2 separate regions of the Mus musculus genome follow, and region 1 is linked to region 2. The links are chromatin loops, found by intact Hi-C in ENCODE. Cell type or tissue: heart. All regions are shown on one strand. Region 1 overlaps Atp8b2 (ATPase, class I, type 8B, member 2). Region 2 overlaps Il6ra (interleukin 6 receptor, alpha).

Region 1 (2,500 bases), 63 kb before region 2:
ACTCTCCTGCCCCGTTCTCTTCCAGACCGTTTATGACCAGTACTTCATCACCCTGTATAACATCGTGTACACCTCCCTCCCCGTCCTAGCCATGGGCGTCTTTGACCAGGTATGGGGGTGGTCAGGGAAAGGTTGTCTGATATGCCAGGTGCGGGACGCTGCCCCGATGCCAGTGGACACTTCCAGTTGGGGGGCCGGGGGGATCCTTTCCATCTTGGCTCTGGAACTTGTAACTCCCCTTTGTTGCTGAACACAGAGAGATTGGGAGAATCTAGCTTAAGCCTGCATCTATTACCAAGACTTTAGGAAGGGGGACTGGAGAGCATCCGTGGCAGCTTCTGGGCTCCTCCCCTCACAGGATGTCCCGGAACAGCGAAGCATGGAGTACCCTAAACTGTACGAGCCAGGCCAGTTGAACCTCCTATTCAACAAGCGAGAGTTCTTCATCTGCATCGCCCAGGGCATCTACACCTCTGTGCTCATGTTCTTCATCCCCTATGGGGTGTTTGCGGAGGCCACTCGGGATGATGGCACCCAACTGGCAGACTACCAGTCCTTTGCAGTCACTGTGGCCACATCGCTGGTCATTGTGGTCAGTGTGCAGGTATGAGGCCATCCCTCAGGAAGGAGGGAGCCTTTCTTGGGGACGGGGTTGTGTGTATGTGTGTGTGCCTCAGCATCACATCTTTGTTTCTTGTGGTGGGGTGGGATCTTGGGGTACTCGTCCCTTCAATAACTACTCTTTGCAGATTGGGCTGGATACAGGCTATTGGACAGCCATCAATCACTTCTTCATCTGGGGCAGCCTTGCAGTGTACTTCGCCATCCTCTTTGCCATGCACAGCAATGGACTCTTTGACATGTTCCCAAACCAGTTCCGGTTTGTGGGTGAGTACCCGTGGCATCCTTCTTAATCAATGATGATTCATATCTGTTCTAGGGACGAAGGGTAGACAGCCAGCACTTACCAATACTTTACATGCTGGGCACCTTGCAAGGTACGAGGCCATATGAAGAGGTGGGTGACCCACGCTCTGGTGCCAAGGGATGTCTATGTGTCCTTGAGAGGGAAGAACAGCCCTTGCCTGGCTGTGGAATGGCAGAGCTCCAAGGAGGTCAGGGATAGCAAGTTTCCCGGTCAGCGGTGCCAGTGGAATTGGCCAGGGATAGTCCTGCAGAGGAGATTGCTGTTAGTGAGCAGAGCCTGGAATGTGAAGGTACCGCTTGGCTCTTGGCGAGCTAGTGTGGGGCAGGAGGCCTGGGGAAGCGGTGGGGAAAGAGAGAGGTCTCTGAATGCAAGGCTACCAAGTGCGCCTTGCTTTTCCTTGCCAGAAGTCTTCATTTACTTAGAGACAGGAGACAGATGGCATCAAAGGTTGTTTTCTTTTCATTTGTTACTTGTTTTGTTCTTTTACATAGGCTGACAAGTGCCTCTACTCCCAGCACTTGAGAGGTGGAGGCAGGAGGACCAAGGTCCTTCTCTGATACAGAGCAAGTTCAGAATAGCCTGAACTACATGAGAGCCTGTCTCAAAAAGGAGTGTGTGTGTGTGTGTGTGTGTGTGTGTGTGTGTGTATGTATGTGTGTGTGTGTGTGTGTGTGTAAAGAGGGGTGTGGATTTGGGGATATAACTCAGCAGAATGCTTGCCTGCCTTGCACAAAAGGCTTTGGTTTCAATGGAGGTTTGAGCAGGAAGTACATAAAACAATTCCCATTTTAAAGGGACAGCGTTACTGTATTTGGATAATAAAGTAGAGGGCACATGAAAACAGAATGGCTAGGACCTCCAACAGGAATCGGACTACAGGCTCTTGGAATTCTTTAGATATTTAGAAACTGCAGCCAGCAGCCTAGATTGAGTTTGAAGAAGAGAAAGGAGTGAGCGGGGCACTGTAGTTCTGGGCTAGCGAGTGCTACTGTAGTGCTTCTACTGTAGTGCTGCTACTGTAGTGCTGCGACTGTAGTGCTTCTGCTGTAGTGCTTCTGCTGTAGTGCTTCTACTGTAGTGCTGCTACTGTAGTGCTGTGACTGTAGTGCTTCTACTGTAGTGCTTCTGCTGTAGTGCTTCTACTGTAGTGCTGTTACTGTAGTGCTTCTACTGTAGTGCTGCTACTGTAGTGCTTCGCTACCTGGAAAAGGCAGGCACACAGCAGGCTTGGGGTAGAGGAGACGGTCCATCACATGGGCCTTTTTAGCCTGGAGATTCCTTGACTGAGATGGTTAAAGAAACAGGACTAGGGTTTCAGGAGAGAGTTGGAGAGCAGAGACAGATTTGGAGATTAGCATTTGAGTGGCAGACAGACAGAAGTTGAGGGTGTGTGGGGTTTGAGTTTGAGGACATGGAACCATGAGAAATAGCAATGGGGAAGCGAGGAGATCCCCACTGTCAACTTCCTGACTCCTGTCCTTCAGGGAATGCCCAGAACACCCTGGCCCAGCCCACCGTGTGGCTCACCATCGCGCTCACCACGGCTGTCTGCATCATGCCTGTGGTTGCCTT
Region 2 (2,500 bases):
ACTGGAATGGTTCACATCTGTAATCAAGCACTTGAGAGGCTACAACAGGAGGATTGCTGTGAGTTCCAGATTGGCCTCCACTTCAGAATGAGACCCTGCCTCAAAGATCAAAACAGCAATGACAAAAACACTGGGCATTGTGTCCTGTGCTGGTAATCCCAGCACCTGGGTGACAAAGGTGGGAGAGTTAACCTAAATTCGGGGTCAGCCTGAATTATATAGTGAGTTCCAGGGCAGTTGAGAGACTAAAATTATGTGAGACTAAAATTATGTGAGACTTTGTTTCAAAACCAAACAACATCAACCAAAAACAAAACAAAACAAAACAAAACAAAACAAAACAAATACCCTTTCACCACACAGAACCTGTGGGGAGCCTGGCATGGTGTTTTACACTTGTAATCCCGGTATTTAAGAAAATTGAATTTACTGGGTAGTGGTGGCACACACCTTTAATTCCAGCACTCAGGAGACAGAGTCAGATGGATTCTGTGATTTCAAGGCCAGCCTGGTCTATAGAGGACATCCAGGGTACACAGAGAAACCCTTTCTCACCCCCTTTCCCAACAAATAAAAAATTAAAAAAAAAATTGAATTCAAGATCAAAGGTCAGGCTGGTCTACATAGTAAGTTCCAAGCCATCTAGGCTATAGAGAGGCCTTGTCTTCCAAAGCCAGTCCATCCATTCACACATGTACACAGTCCTAGTGGGACTCAATGAGGCTTGCTGCCAGGGTTCTGAGACCTGTAGGGCAATAAAAAGGTTTTTAAGGACTTGAAAAAGGTTCCATGTGATGTTGAACTTGTCTGGGTCTGGGGAACCTCTGGGCCGAATGGCCATCAGTTCTTGGACCTATTTTTCTCTTTACTGCTGCAGTCATTTCCTGGTTTTAGCTTTGAATCTAGCAGCAGCCAACCACATGCTCTGTTGTCCTGTGTACACCCTTCTGTACACACCCTTCTGTGTACACCCTTCTGTACACACCCTTCTGTGTACAACCTTCTGTACACACCCTTCTGTGGGTTGAACTCAGCTCATTATGCTAAGTTGGGAGGAGCACAAAGGTAGGAGGTGCTGGGTCCTAGCCACAATTAGAAGTTCAAGTCTGAGTTAATTTGCTTTGTGAACTTAGACAAATTACTTCCCCTCTCTGGGCCTTCTTTCAACATCTCCAGGGTTGCTGTGTGCTTGTCTCTCCTTCTGGAGGTGGTGGAGCCCATTGGAAATTCTCTCCCAATCAGTAACAGGTCACCCTGTCCTCTGCCCCTTAGTGATATGTTATTCTCCAGAGTTGGGGACACTGAAAGTCTTATACTTGGTGGTATTTTTAACTTCTTAGTGGAAAAAACGCTGAGATGACGAGAGATTCTGAGTCATTCCATCCCTTGCCTGGCAAGGTTCAGAGCTGGTCCCTCAGGCCCCATTCTGGGCCTGCCCTCAAGTTTGATTTCTGTGGAAGGCAGTTCCCATGAAGGGAGTGGCTGTCCCCGACTCCTTTTTATCAGGGTGTCTGGCTGATCCCAGGCACGAGTCACTTCATATATTTTATTGCAAAAAGGCAAACTCAAGGAATTACTGTTCAGAGTGCCCCTATCTTGCAATGTGTATCACCCTGGCCTTTCCCTTTCTGTGTGTATATATATATATATATTGCAATATATAACATATGATAATATAAACGAGTTTTAGAAACTTTGGATCAAACATGTCTTTTTTAAAATATGTTATAGTATATCTTCAAAGTTTTTCTTTTTTTTTTTTTTTTTTTTTTTGAGACAGGGTTTCTCTGTGTAGCCCTGGTTGTCCTAGAACTCATTTTGTAGACCAGGCTGGCCTCGAACTCAGAAATCCGCCTGCCTCTGCCTCCAGAGTGCTGGGATTAAAGGCATGTGCCACCATGCCCGGCTCCAAAGTTTTTCTAAAGTCCATATTTTGAAGTATTTATTTATTATTTTAAAAAGATTTATCTCATCTTTTTTCATTGATTTTTTTTTTTCATTTTTATTGTATGTCTCTGGGTGTCCTGCTTACACCTATGGCCGTGTGCCATGTCCATGCAGTGCCTGCAGAGGCTGGTCGGATGGACTGAGGAGGCATGGGAGTTGCAGAGGGTTGGGAGCCACCATGTGGTTGCTGAGAATCAAACCTGGGTCTTCTGGAAAAGCAGCCAGTGTTCGTAACCACTTAAAACTTGAAGTTTTACTTTTTTGGTTTTTGTTTTGTTTCCAAGACACCATCTCCTTGTGTAGCTCTGGCTGGCTTGGGATGCTCTAGGAAGACCAGGCTGACTTCTATTTCCCAAGTTCTGGGCTTAAAGGTGCGCTCCCTGAACTTGTATTTTTAGTAGATACAGAATAATCAGGCATAGTTGTGGGAACATGTAATGTTTTGATACACATCATGCAATGTGAAACAGTTTTGTTTTGTTTTTTTTCCAGGCCACTGTGTAATATGGCTTTATCATAATCGACATAGCTAGTCCCCTAATGTTGGAGAGTT

Evidence for each region. Hi-C counts contacts between places; a loop is a spot of excess contacts. Peaks named below come from ENCODE experiments on the same cell type or tissue, not always from the same donor. Only the 100,000 strongest peaks of a DNase experiment are listed, where the experiment ranks them.
Region 1: a loop joins it to region 2, with 2.1 times the contacts of the local background. A loop is called at or near these places in 3 of 42 quality-filtered maps.

Annotation. Positions count from the first base shown.
Region 1 is chr3:89,941,718-89,944,217 of GRCm38, reverse strand. Atp8b2 (ATPase, class I, type 8B, member 2) reads left to right here. Exons shown (of 28, transcript NM_001081182.3): 24 at 26-109; 25 at 359-604; 26 at 750-888; 27 at 2,413-2,500. Among named protein-coding and RNA genes, the nearest start is that of Atp8b2, 20 kb to the left of the region's middle. In heart, no CTCF peak of the experiment used is centred here; a DNase peak (open chromatin) is centred at 1,127.
Region 2 is chr3:89,879,131-89,881,630 of GRCm38, reverse strand. All of the region lies in intron 6 of Il6ra (interleukin 6 receptor, alpha), which reads left to right. All of the region lies in intron 1 of Gm46811 (a long non-coding RNA gene), which reads right to left. Among named protein-coding and RNA genes, the nearest start is that of Gm46811, 8.3 kb to the right of the region's middle. In heart, no CTCF peak of the experiment used is centred here; a DNase peak (open chromatin) is centred at 1,440.